Linked DNA regions of Homo sapiens: region 2 is linked to region 1. A link is a contact called in ENCODE Hi-C or POLR2A ChIA-PET data. All regions are on one chromosome and are shown on one strand. Each heading gives the region's core, a stretch centred on a gene start or an enhancer-like site at or near the end of the contact. The rest is flanking DNA. Distances are from core to core; before and after follow the strand shown. Region 1 holds the start of EEF2 (eukaryotic translation elongation factor 2). Region 2 holds the start of PLIN4 (perilipin 4).

What was found. Hi-C counts contacts between places; a loop is a spot of excess contacts on that map. ChIA-PET counts read pairs that join two places held with the same protein, here RNA polymerase II (POLR2A).
Region 2: a loop to region 1 is called in a map of sigmoid colon, with 2.6 times the contacts of the local background. The contact joins the promoter of PLIN4 here to the promoter of EEF2 in region 1. A Hi-C loop is called at or near these places in 1 of 168 maps with a recorded cell type or tissue (sigmoid colon). POLR2A ChIA-PET finds 5 or more read pairs at or near these places in 2 of 52 experiments (H1 and activated T-cell).

Annotation. Positions count from the first base shown.
Region 1 is chr19:3,981,790-3,988,507 of GRCh38, forward strand. It overlaps EEF2 (eukaryotic translation elongation factor 2), which reads right to left and starts at 3,674. Exons shown (of 15, transcript NM_001961.4): 1 at 3,589-3,674; 2 at 2,347-2,561; 3 at 1,321-1,502; 4 at 1,018-1,229; 5 at 457-635; 6 at 158-263. The coding sequence starts at 3,591. SNORD37 (small nucleolar RNA, C/D box 37) reads right to left here and starts at 783; the gene lies at 718-783. RefSeq lists enhancers at 1-535, 2,240-3,091, 2,385-2,604, 3,860-3,909, 5,926-6,427 and 1 more and a silencer at 3,470-3,579.
Region 2 is chr19:4,514,523-4,521,240 of GRCh38, forward strand. PLIN4 (perilipin 4) reads right to left here and starts at 3,964. Exons shown (of 8, transcript NM_001367868.2): 1 at 3,863-3,964; 2 at 3,700-3,767; 3 at 3,032-3,176; 4 at 2,095-2,156. The coding sequence starts at 3,750.

The sequences.
Region 1 (6,718 bases), core at 2,424-4,923:
CCCTGACTCCACCTCAGTTAGGAGCTGTGCCTCCTCCCATCTCGCATCTGCCCCACAAGGAGACGGGCCCAGTCAGCCGACAGGCTACCGGCCGGAGCCCACAGGGCCGAGGGCCAATAGTCGCATCGGCGGGGTGCCTGGCGCAGCCCTCACTCACCTTGAAGATGGGGTCCAGGATCAGCTGGCAGAAGGTGCGTGGCAGCTTCTTCCCTTCGGGGCTGGTGGCTGACTTGCTGAACTTGCCGTTGGCTGGGTCAAAGTACCTGGCAAGGAGAGGCCAAGCCAAATCAAGTTAGGGTCTCCAGGGGATGACTTGGGGAGGGTGGTCGCCAAGGGGACATGCTTGGGCAAGACCTGGTGGGCTTGAGCCACGCTGTGAATAGCACACCACGCCCCTACGTCGCTGCCACTACCCCCAGGTGTCAGGAATCCCCCACCATATCCCGCGGGGCTCACCTGTCACCCCACAGCTTCTTCATCATGTCCTCTACTTTCTTGGCCCGCTCGGCAGGCCCCAACTGGCCCTCCCCCTTGGCGGCGAACTTGGCCACATACATCTCGGCAAACTGCTTCAGGGTGAAGGCCCACCCGTGGAGGCCAGACCCAAAGCCCACGGTACCGAGGACAGGATCGATCTGGAAGTGTGAGAAACGAGAAGCAGCCGTGAGGGCCCCTGCGCAGAGCCTGAAGCTACGGGCTGGGCGCCTTGGGCATGGGCCTCAGACGCAGGCTTTCTTCAGTAGACATCTGGTCAAAGTGAAGAAATGATCAGTCATCACGAATAGGGGGGCCAGCCCCTCCACCACCCAGGGCAGCGTTCCCTGAGCTCGTCTCTTCCAGCTGCCCAAAGATCAAGGGCTGGGTCAAGTCGGATGAAAACATTCCAGCCCCCTTCTCTGTCACCCAACATTCCTGGCAAAAACACACTTCCAGTCCCCCTCAGCTCAACTCCACTCCCCACCGGCTCCTGCAGATCCCGCTGCGGCAAGCCCACCACCCAGCTAGGGAGGGCCGTACCATGATGTTGCCCATGGGGCCGCTCTCGCCCTCGCCGTAGGTGGAGATGATGACGTTCACGTTCTCCACGATGCGCTGGAAAGTCTGGTAGAGCTCCTCGGGCTCCAGCTGCAGCTCCAGCAGGGCGCGGTCCATCTTGTTCATCATCAGCACAGGCTTGATGCGCTCGGCAATGGCCTGCCGCAGCACTGTCTCCGTCTGCACGCACACGCCTGGGGACACGGGGGACAGGGCGGCGCTGTCATCCTCAAGCAAGGATGGCCCCCGGTTCCAGGCCGTGCCTCAGGGGGACCCACTGCTTACCTGACACGCAGTCCACCACCACCAATGCGCCATCGGTGACTCGGAGGGCAGCAGTCACCTCCGAGGAGAAGTCGACATGCCCGGGGGAGTCAATGAGGTTGATGAGGAAGCCGGCACCGTCCTTGCTCTGCTTGATGAAGTTCAAGTCATTCTCCGAGAGCTCGTAGAAGAGGGAGATGGCACTGATGGAGGGAGGGACTCGTCAGGGGGACAGGAGCCACACACCTGGCCCAGGGAGTCTGGGATGCTGTCAGAAGCCAGGCTGCTCCTCCCTCCATGACTCATCCCTGGAGAGGCTCCCACAAGAGCCAACCCACCCTTGTCCTTTGCCTCTGTCCGAGACATGCCACCCCCATGACAGGGAACTCCTGGTACCAGCCCCATAGCCAGATCCTCAGAGCCCTCCTGACCAGACATCCTGCCCCACCGACTTGGTCCCAAGATTCATCACACCTGACTCAAAGTAGCAACTAAAAGACCCAGCAGGACGGCAAAAGCCTCCAGAGACTCCGACCCTCCCCTCCTCACTTCTGCCCCTGCTCCAGGGGAAATGAAGAGCCTTAGCCAGAGTCCCTCACCAATGTACCAACCCAGGACAAAAAGCAGTTGGGGTCACCGTACTCTGCGCTCCCCCTACTCATATCGGGGCCAGAAACTGACATGGAATGAACATCATCCAGTGCAACACAGGAGCTTCCCAGCGTCCCAAGCACTAGAACACCCTCCCCTCCCAGGTGTGACAGCCAAACCTCTCCAGATATTGTAGGAGTGGGGGCAAGTCCCCCAGGGAGGGAGAACCACGGAGTTAAGCCCCCTCCTCAAGAAAACCTTCCAGCTCGCAGTACCCCGAATCCCTGTGCCTCTCCATCCTGTCTCGCTGGACTGAACCTCACTCATTCTCCCATGAATTAAGAAACCAGGGGAAAGAGACGTTGCCAAGTCTCTCCCCGCGCACCCTGGCCCAGTGGCCTCCAGCTGCCAGGCCAGCACCTCCCTGCCTGGGTACAGAGGGCACAGGGAGCTCACGTTGACTTGATGGTGATGCAACGCTCCTGCTCGTCCTTCCGGGTATCAGTGAAGCGTGTCTCCCCGGCCCGGGCCGAGGCGATGATGCCCGCCTTGCACACCAGGGAGTCTGTCAGCGTGGACTTGCCATGGTCCACGTGGGCGATGACAGACATGTTGCGGATGTTGGCCTTCTTGTCCATGATGGCGCGGATCTGGTCTACCGTGAAGTTCACCTGGGCAAGACAAGGAGGCTCAGACCAGCTCGTGATTTCCAGGAACACAGCATGGCACGGAGCGTTCAGTCCAAACGAACCAGCATGCCCAAGGCCAGGAGGGGGTTGGTGCTGGGGTGCCCCAAGCCCACCGAATCTTGCCAGCCTAACACCCCTTAAGAGCCACCCCGCAATCTCCAAGGAACCACCGTTAATAGGTGTCATTCATGATTGACAACCCAGAAATAAAAGTGCTCAGGAATAAAACTGAGTGTCAACAGATTTCCTTGATACCAGGTACAAATACTAAAGTCTCATTTGGGGCCAAACACGTAAGGGATGAATCCTCTCCTAAAGCCCCCTCCACGTTGTCACCGGGCCACCCAAACTTCCCCGAGCAAGAAGCTTCATCATAAAATGCAAGGTCACCCCTTGGCAAACGGGATCAGACAAGGCCACCCACCCCAGGAAATAACGGGGAGCCGGAACGGCCCTAACTGCCACAAGCCTACACCTCGTGTCTCAATAAGAGTCTTTGTACATCTGGGAGTCATAGGAAGGACAAGTGCCTAAGGTCGACGATTAACAGCATCAGGAGAAGGTATTTGGAAGGAAAAGGGGAGCCTTTCAGGTGTCGCTTTGCTCGTTCTGCCATTCCCTGCCGCCCCTAGTCCCCCGGCAGAAAATCGATCTCAAACTCGCGGCCCGCGGGTTACATAAGGCGCCTCCCTGTCTCCCCGCTTCCACCGCGGTGCCCGCCATTACTACGCCTGCCACATCATCATTCCCCACCCCCATCCCCGCTAACAACCCAGCTCCAACCAGGTCTGGGCAAGGTTATGGCGCCCTCGGAAACGGAGAAAGGGCTCGGTGAACAGCGCGGCGCACAGACATGGCGGCGGCCGCTTCCCCAGCCCCGGGTCCTCCGGCCCCGCCGCCGCTACGTCTCCTCCTGGCACGGGGGGCCCCAGCGTCCCAGGCTAGGCAGCGTAGGCCCCGCGGAGGCCCCGCCGCCGCTCCGGGGCACCAGCGAGGCAGGGTTACTCACCATGGTGGCGGATGGCGGTGGATTCTCCCAGGTAGAACCGAAAGAAGCGAGTCGCGCCGAGGATGGCGGCGACGACGGCGGAAGAGAACGCTGACGTCAACACTCAGCTTTTTATAGGCGGACGCCGGTTGGGCGGGTCATGTGACTGCGCTGCGAAGGCGGGGCGAAGGGACGCCGCGCAAGCGCACGGAGGCGTGTCCCCCCGCCCGTTAACCCATTCGGCGCCGGCGCGGCGCTCTAGAATAGAAGCTGGGCATCTCGGGGGCGGTGGTCGCCCTCGGTGTGCAGTGTTCAGGTGCACAAAGTAAAGAGCGCCGTTTTAGCTGAGAACGAGAACCATAGCAACGATATTAGCTTACAAGTTGTCCAGTACTTCTATTAAAACCAATTTACAAGGTGAATAGAGTCTGTGGATTATACCCAAGTCAATTTCCCTGTTTGGACATTGTTACGTAAGACGATACCCCTGGGAGAAGCCGAGGGAAAAAGGACACTCGCGACCACTATACTGTTTTTGCAACTCCTTACCTGTAATTATTTCTAAATAAAAACTTTATAAGAAGCAGGCATCGGAATCACTGATCCCACAAATGCATACTGAGCATCTATACACCAGGCATTGTTAGGGGTTTTGTAGATATAGCAGTGGACCAAACACCTTGCTAGCTTGACCACACTGCGTGTTCTTCTACCAGCTACTAGGATTTCTCTGTGCCTCAATTTCACCTGCTCGGAGGTGATCAATACCACCCTATTGTTTGGGGGAGAGTGAAACGAACTAAAGACATCTAAAAGAATTAGGACCGTGCCTGATACCCAACGCTCAATAAACGCTATCTATTTTAATTAGCTAAGATTGCTATTAATAAAACAGTTATTTATTTCAGGACTGGTTTGCCATGTCCCAGGCACCCGGCTAAGCGGTTTACTGGCACAATTTCATTTTCTATTTCATTTCCTCTCCAGGGGGAGGCGCAGGAAGACTGTTTAGCATTTGTGTCCTAATCTGACCCTAAGAAACAGTTGAATGTATTTCATATCTCATGAATTGGCATTCAATTGTGTAACTCTATCCCTTATGAAAAGCCCAACCCGCTGTTTAGCACATAGTAGGTACTCAGCATTTCTTGCATGAATGATGTTCTCACAGTGCAAATGAACCCCCTGCGGTACATCTTTCCTTAAACTCACTTTGTGAAACAGGAGAGCCACTGCAGTGCTTTTCCTGGGCTGGGAGAGGGGGAGGTGTGGATCCACAAAAAGCAATGCAAATTCCAGCCTGGACTCTAAAATAAACCTGTACACTCCTCCCCCTCACGAATGCTTCGGGCACTTTGCTTTACAAAGCGCTGTCTCAACCTTGGGTTTCATTTAACGGATGATTGCTCTTCCTATCACCATTTAACCCAGTGGAAAACTGAAAAGTATCTTCCGAAAGGATTGAGGCTCTGAAAGGCAGAGGGCGCGGCAGGGAGCAGATGGGAGCGCCCGGGGTCCCTAACCACCTACACCTGTACCTGTGACGCGTTTAGTTAAGTTGCAAGTCAAGCGCATGCGCCATTTGGGGCATGAGTTTTTAGCAGAGGGGTAGTCAGTTTCGCATTATTAATAATAAAATTCTTCAAAATTTTTAAATGCACTGAGCACCTGCTACGTGTTGCGTTTCCTATTGGGGGCTTCGCAGCCGTTTTTTCCGTGCAAAGTGGGAGCATTTCAGAGATGTAATGGAAAGGTTTTCATTAAAAGAGGTGTCAGGCGAGAGGCGGAGGTTGCAGTTAGCCGAGATCGCGCCACTGCTCTCCAGCCTGGCGACAGAGCGAGATTCCGTCTCAAAAAAATTTTTAAAAATTTTAAAAATTAAAGAGGGGTTAGGCTGCTTGCGGTGGATCACGCCTGTAATCCCAGCACTTTGGGAGGCCGAGGCAGGCAAATCACCTGAAGTCAGGAGTTCGAGACCAGCCTACCCAATATGGAGAAACCCCGTCTTTACTAAAAATAAAAAAATTAGCCCGGCGTGGTAGTGAACGCCTGAAATCCCAGCTACTTTGGAGGCTGAGGCAGGAGAACCGCTTGAACCCGAGAGGCAGAGGTTGCAGTGAGCCGAGATCACGGCACTGCATGCACTCCAGCCTGTGCGACTGAGAGTAAGACTCTGTCTCAAAAAAAAAAAAAAAAAAAAAGGAGGGGGGGCTGTTCACAGGTATCCCGGAACTTAATAAAAGAGGGGTTGAATTTCTTCTCAAGTGCATGGGTTGCTTATTGAAAAATTCTAACATCATGTAATTTAAAGAACTAGGGGGAGAGCTTAAGGGAAAAAGGGGAATTTTCAACCCCATAACTGCAGGGATGGAGCCAGGTGTTGGCAGGGAAGGATCTCTCCCACTGTCATCCCCACATCCATGAAGAGCAGAATCCTGGAGTACCACAAGCAGCCACAACCAGGTCAGCTGTAATAAGTACAATAATAAATATACGCTGGGTCTTTTAGGGTGGGGACCAATAAAAAAATTCACCTCTGCAGAGAAGCTCCGCTGCGCATGCGCCTGCTGCGGCGCCAGGAGAGCTCAGAGACCGCAGTAGCGGCCCCTGCTGACCGACAGTCGCCAGTGCAGGCCTCTCGACACTGCCTTTTTTTTTTTTTTTTTTTTTTTTTTTAAGACCAAGTCTCGCTCTGTTGCCACGCTGGAGTGCAGTGGTGCGGTCTCAGCTCACTGCAGCCTCCGCCACCCGATTCAAGCGATTCACCTGCCTCAGCCTCCCGATTAGCTGGGATTACAGGCGCCTGCCACCACACCCGGGTAATTTTTTTGTGTTTTTAGTAGAGACAGGGGTTTCACCATGTTGGCCGGGCTGGTCTTGAACCCCTGACCTCGTGATCTGCCCGCCTTGGCCTCCTAAAGCGCTGGGATTACAGGCGTGAGCCACCGCGCCCGGCCAACACTGTCTTTTAACAGTTTATTGAGCGTTTACTAGGACCTGACCTCACGGTCCTTTAAATCAAATACTTCAGCTAACCTACCCACACCCTGGGCTTCGGGTGGCCTCCTTTACGCCTGAGAAAATGGAGACTCAGATAAGTTAAGTCATTTGCCCACGTTCACAGAGCTAGTAAAGGTGCAGCCAAATCCGA
Region 2 (6,718 bases), core at 2,714-5,213, 530 kb after region 1:
AGACCATCCTGGCTAACACAGTGAAACCCTGTCTCTACTAAAAAAATACAAAAAATTAGCCGGGTGTGGTGGTGGGCGCCTGTAGTCCCAGCTACTCGGGAGGCTGAGGCAGGAGAATGGCATGAACCCGGGAAGGCGGAGCTTGCAGTGAGCCGAGATCGCGCCACTGCACTCCAGCCTGGGTGAAAGAGCGAAACTCTGTCTCAAATAATAATGATAATGATAATAATAATAATATATTCAGGCTGGGCACAGTGGCTCATGCCTATAATCCCAGCACTATGGGTGGCTAAGGCAGGAGGATTGCTTGAGCCCACGAGTTTAAGAGCAGCCTGGGCAACGGTGAGACCCCATCTTTAAAAAAAAAAACAGGCCGGGCACGGTGGCTCACGCCTGTAATCCCAGCACTTTGGGAGGCCGAGGCAGGTGGATCACCTGAGGTCAAGAGTTCGAGACCAGCCTGACCAACATGGCGAAACCCTGTCTCTACTAAAAATACAAAAATTAGCCAGGCATGGTGGCAGGCACCTGTAATCCCAGCTACTCTGGAGGCTGAGGCAGGAGAATCGCTTGAACCCAGGAGGCAGAGATTGCAGTGAGCCGAGATCGTGCCATTGCCCTCCAGCCTGGGTGACAGAGCGAGACTGTCTCAAAAGATAAAAAAAAATTAAAAAACACAAAAATGAATGAAGATGATGATGGCCTAGGAGTTCTAACTCTCGGGTGTACCTGTGAGGTGCTACTTTTTTTGTTTGTTTGTTTTTTGAAACAGAGTCTCACTCTGTCACCCAGACTGGAGTGCAGTGGCGAGATCTCGGCTCACTGCAGTCTCCGCCTCCTGGGTTCAGTAATTTTTCTGCCTCAGCCTCCTGAGTAGCTGGTATTACAGGCGTGCACCACCATGCCCAGCTAATTTTTGTATTTTTAGTAGAGATGAGGTTTCACCATGTTGGCCAGGCTGGTCTCAAACTCCTGAGCTCAACTGATCTGCCTGCCTCAGCCTCCCAAAGTGTTGGGATTACAGGTGTGAACCACCGTGCCCGGCCAAGGTGCTATTTTAATTCAGTAGTTTTCAACTGGGTGATTCTGCCCCCAGGGGGCACTGGGTGATGTCTGGAGACATCTGTAGTTGTCACAACTTGGGGAGGCTCCTGGCATGGAGTAGGTGGAGACCAGGGATGCTGCTCGGCACCCTGCAGTGCCCAGGATGGCCCCACCCCAGAGAATGATCCAACCCCAAATATCCACAGTACTGAGGTTGAGAAGCCCGGAAATTGTATTCTCAGAACACATCTCCCAGCTTTGGCTCAGGTGGGCACCTTGGGCCCTGTAGTTGGAGAGACCCAGGTTCAAGTCCCAGCTTTTTACCCTCTCCTGCTCCCGACACTCGCTGTGTGGCCTTAGGCAAGCCACATGCCCTCTCTGAGCTAATATCCTCATCTGGAAAATGCTGATTAAAACAGATCCTCTTGCCAGGCGCAGTGGCTAATGCCTGTAATCCCAGCACTTTGGGAGGCTGAGGTGGGTGGATCACTTGAGGTCAGGAGTTGGAGACCAGCCTGGTGAAACCAACATGGTGAAACCCCGTATCTACTAAAAATACAAAAATTAGCTGGGCATGGCGGTGAGCACTTGTAGTCCCAGCTACTCAGGAGGTTGAGGCAGGAGAATCGCTTGAACCTGGGAGGCAGAGGTTGCAGTGAACTGAGATTGTGCCACTGCACTCCAGCCTGGGTGAAACAGCAAAACTGCATCTCAAAAAATAAAAGTAGAAGAAATAAAGTGCTTACGCTGCTGTCGCTTTGGTCTCATCTTGCCAGGCACAGCCCTGTGTAGACTGGAACCTTACGTGATTAGAGTGGGGTAGCACTGCACCCATTTCACAGATGTGGAAATAGAGGCTCAGAGGGGAAGCTCCGCCTGGGATCCCCAGGCTGTCTGCCTTCCCTCAGGCCCACAGCAGCCCCCCAGATAGCAGGAACTGAAATGTCCCAGGAGGGAGCAGCCCCCCAGATAGCAGGAACTGAAATGTCGCAGGAGGGGGCACCCCCAGGGCTCCTGCCACATCAGACCCTGCCCTGCACATCCTCTCACCTTTTCCGAAGGTTGCAGCTCCTTCTCCGTCCATGGGGCCGTCTGCTCTGGGTGGGCAGCCACTGTGGGGACAGGGGCCGGTCAGGGAGAGTGAGGGATGCAGTTAGAACCATCTACCCGGCTGCCCATTGCACAATAGCCAGGCACAGCCTAAAAGGTCAGGAATGTTTCAGCTACCCCGCCAGGGACAGCAGGAGGTGACATCCACGGCTACCAGCCAGACCTGGTCACCCCCCAACCCCGCTGGGGGCTCCCCCCAAGCCCAGGGCCGCTGTTCCCTGAAGTAGGGCTCTGTGGAACTTCCTCTGCTGGGTGGACACCCACCCTGAGTCCCGGGGTTCATATAGCCTGGCATGGGGGAACAGCCCCTTGCCCAGCCCGCCCCGCCCCCACCGCAGCTGCCTGCTGCCTATTGCCAGGCCAAGGCATGTGGAGCAGAAGTCAGCTGCCTGGGGCTCTGGGCCCAGAGGGAGGCCCAGCTCAGGCGGCTGCCCCAACCCTGGGTTCCCTGTCACCGTCCCTGATCGCCCAAGCTGAGCCACAGGAGGCTGGGGAGCCCCTGGGCTGTGTGACCCCAGGGGAGCTGTTGCTCCTCCCTGGGAGTCTGGATCTCACTCTGATGAGCTCAGATGGGCAGAGCACCCAGCCTGGGCCATGGTGCATCAGAAACGGAGTGCAGGGTGGGGGAACGGCCGAGGGACTGAGTGGGGGGGCATTGCAGGGAGACAGGCTGGGTTGAAAGCCACCTTCGGCCACTCACCCCCCATATTTATGCCTCAGTTTCCCCATCCACCACAAGATGTCCTAGTGTCTGATGAGAGCACACAGACAAATATGGAGGACTCCCCAAATGGCTGGAAGTCCCTGCCCGGGGAGCTCCTTCTCCCAGGTCCATGTGTAGAGTCCCCCCACGCCCCCAGCTGGGCCAGCCACTCACCCTGAGCCTGTGGTTGGGCAGCCTCGGCAGCAGGCGCTCCTGTGGGGTCAGCGGCCGGCCGGGCTCTCGCCGAGCTATGTGCGTTGGCCACCAGGTTCCGGGCAGAGCTGAAGCCAGGCAGGGACCCAAAGAAGCTGCCCAGGGTCTGCATGGGGGCGGGGGGTGTGCAGGATGAGCAGGCCAAGCCTCGGCAGGAACGGGTCAGAGGAAGCATCGATTGATCAGCCCAATGCCGCCCCGGCCCCTTGCTCCTGGGTGACCTCAGGAAAGTGTTTCAGCCACTCAGCCTCAATTTCCACACCTGGGCAATGGGCAGACTCAGCCTGCCTCCCATGCACAGAGGAAAAGATCGTCTACCCGATCTCCAAAGACCTTTTCCTTCCAGGATCCCCACTGCACAGATGGGGAAACTGAGGCTCAGAGAGGGGCGGAGCTGAGGCCGGCCCAAGGTCACTTGCTGGGGAAGGTGTCGAGGTCTGCGTGGGTCCCCCGCCTCCAGCTTGGGTCAGAAAGGAAGGGATTGGCATCATGGCTCCCAGACCGCCCCCACCAGCCCACCAGGGAAGCACCTCTCCAGATTCGAGACCCCAGGACTGTGGAGGTCACCTTCCCCGGCTCTGGGGCATCTCCAGGCCCCAGCAAGAATCTGCCCCATTTCCCCTCTTTACCTTGCCCTTCGGTTTGGGGGGATCCCGTCTCCCTTCGTCTGGAGCAGACATAGTGAGAACGTGAGAAGCTGGAAGGGGGCAGAGAAGGTGCGTGAATGGGGGTTCCCTAGCCTCCCATCCCACACCCACTCCCCACTGAAAGCCTGAGCAGCCCGACACCCACCTGCAGGCCTGGCCTCACCCTGGTGTCACCGAAGCAGACGCGGCCCCGCTCACCTGGACTGCGCGGGGTCCCCTGGAGGACGGACCGGCCCGGCTGGCAGCTGGCTCTACCCTCAGCTCCCTGGCCTTATAGGGTCCGGGGCAGGCGCAGGCCCAGCCAGCAGCGGCAGGCGGCCAATGGGCCCGGGGGAGGTGGCCTGGACGGTCACATGGCTACCTGCCCAGCCCAGCATGGGCCCAGGCCCAGCACCTTTCCCCTGTTTCCTGCCCACAGCTTGCATCAGGCTGAGTGGCTCACAGGCCAGATGGGCTCCCCTCCCGGGCCCCTGAGCCTCCAGTTCCATCCACGAGGTGGGTGTAGTTCAAATCTCTGCTGCACCAGGATGCCTTGGCCAGTTACCATCTTTTTGCTTCAGGTTTCTCTCTCGTACTCCGCACCACGTCCCGTAACATCCAGCTTCTTCTCTGCTCTCATCTCCCCCAGCTTCCTCCTTCGCTTGCTTCATCCCAGCCACACAGGCCTCCTCGCTATGCCTCCAGCGCACCTGGCACGGTCCTGCCTTAGGGCCTCTGCACGGGCTGTGCCCTCTGCCTGGAACACCTTCCCTGCAGGTTCCCACAGGGCACCCTCTTCCGCCCACAGAACAGTGCCTGGCATACATTTGGCGCTTAATACACGTTTGGCTCAATGGAGCAACACAGAGAGTGGTTGTGAGCCTCTGTGAGATGAGGTCATGCACTGAACAAATGCTGCCTTCGCGTTACCCAGGCAGAAGCGGGGTCTCGGGGTCTCGGCAAGGAGCAGGGGGTGTCCTCAGTGTGGAGGGGAGCCCATCACTCTCCGGAAGGGACTTGGGCCAAAACGCAGACCAAGATGGAGCACCAGCCAAGCTGGGGGCACCCTAGGAGTGGAAACCCAGCCTGGGGGGCTTGGGCCAACCCAGGGAGGCTCCCTGGAGGAGGCGTCCTGTTCCAGAAGTGGTGAGGATGGGATTCAAACCCAGACCCTCCTGTTCCAGGAAGTGGTGAGGACGGGATTCAAACCCAGACCCAGGACCTTCGTGCTGAGCCCAGCCTATGTGCTGGGCTGTCTGTGGGTGGGTGGGCAGAGGAATGGCCGTAACGCCCACCCTGGGCTGTGTCCCCCTCCTACCTGCCCCTGAGACAGGGTTCCTAGCCCTGTGTTATTGGGGGTGAGAGGGCAGACCCCATGGGTGGCTCTGGGCACTGGGCTGGGAGGAGGGAGGGTACAGCCACAGGATCTGATGATTCCCAGGCCGTCTGTCTCCTTGGAGCCGACACTGTGTTTGCCAAACAGTGGGGGAACAGAAGGGGGGGTGTCCCCCAACCTCTTCTACCAGCCAGTGCTTCCCAAGGGTGGCTGGGAGAGCTCTGGGTGCCCCTCCCCTTCCCAAAGGGCAGCCACAGCCCAGTGTGTGGAGAGAAAAAATTAAAAAGTGATCATAAACATCCCAGCCAGGATCTACCCCTCCTCTGCCCAGCACCCTCCATGGCTCCCACCTTCTCCGGGGTGGGAGCCCAGGGTCAAAGCCCAAGTCCCCTTCCTGCAGCCCGGTAGGCCCTGCATAACCTGCCTCGTCTGCTCCCCACCTTCCTCTCCTTCTTCTCTTCACTCTGCTCCAGCCACACGGGCCTTTTCACTGTTCCCATAACATGCCAGGACAGAGTCCCTCAAAGACACACGTGACTGTGCCTGCTTAGCCCCGCACACCCTTCCTCAGGGCTTTCGTGTGGGTTGTTGCTTTTGCCTCCAGCACCCTTTCCCACATCCCTCACCTCCTTCCAGGTCTTTCCTCAAATATCACTTCCTCAAAGAGGCATTCCTGGATCTCCTCTCCCTTTAAAAAATATATACCTCAGGCCAGGTGCCATGGCTCACCCTGTAACCCCAGCATTTAGGGAGACCGAGGCAGGAGGATTGGCTTGAGCACAGGAGTTTGAGACCAGCCTGGGCGACAGAGCGCCACCCCGCCTCAAAAGAACAAAAGAAAAAAAAAAAAAAATAAATAAAAAAAATATATTTTATATATATATATTTCTGTTGAGGCGGGGTCGCGCTCTGTCGCCCAGGCTGGAGTACAGTGGTGCGATCTCGGCTCACTGCAAGCTCTGCCTCCCGGGTTCATGCCATTCTCCTGCCTCAGCCTCCCGAGTAGCTGGGACTACAGGCACTCGCCACCACACCCAGCTAATTTTTTGTATTTTTAGTAGAGACAGGGTTTCACTGTGCTAGGCAGGATGGTCTCGATCTCCTGACCTCGTGATCCACCTGCCTCGGCCTCCCAAAGCGCTGGGGTTACAGGCATGAGCCACTGTGCCCGGCTGCCCAAAATATATCTTTAAATAAAAATTAAATGAATTAATGGGCCAGGCGCGGTGACTCATGCCTGTAATCCCAGCATCTTGGGAGGCCGAGGCAGGTGGATCACCTGAGGTCAGGGTTCGAGACCAGCCTGGCCAACATGGCAAAACCCTATCTCTACTAAAAATACAAAAATCAGCTGTGTGTGGTGGCGCACGCCTGTAATCCCAGCTACTCGGGAGGCTGAGGCAGGAGAATCACTTGAACCTGGGAGGTGGAGGTTGCAGTGAGCCAAGATCGCGCCACTGCACTCCAGCCTGGGTGACAGAGTGAGACTCCTTCCCCACCCCCCCAAAGAAAAGAAAAGAAAAGAAAAATCCCAGGGCTTAGCTCAACCCATTCTCTTTTCCTCACCTCTGCTGCAGTGAAACTGATTTCCCTACTGCTGTGCCTTTCCCTAAGCTGTTCCCTCTGCCAAAATGCCTACCCCTATGTGCTGTTCTGATCATCCTCAACAGGCCTGGCCCTGCCAGG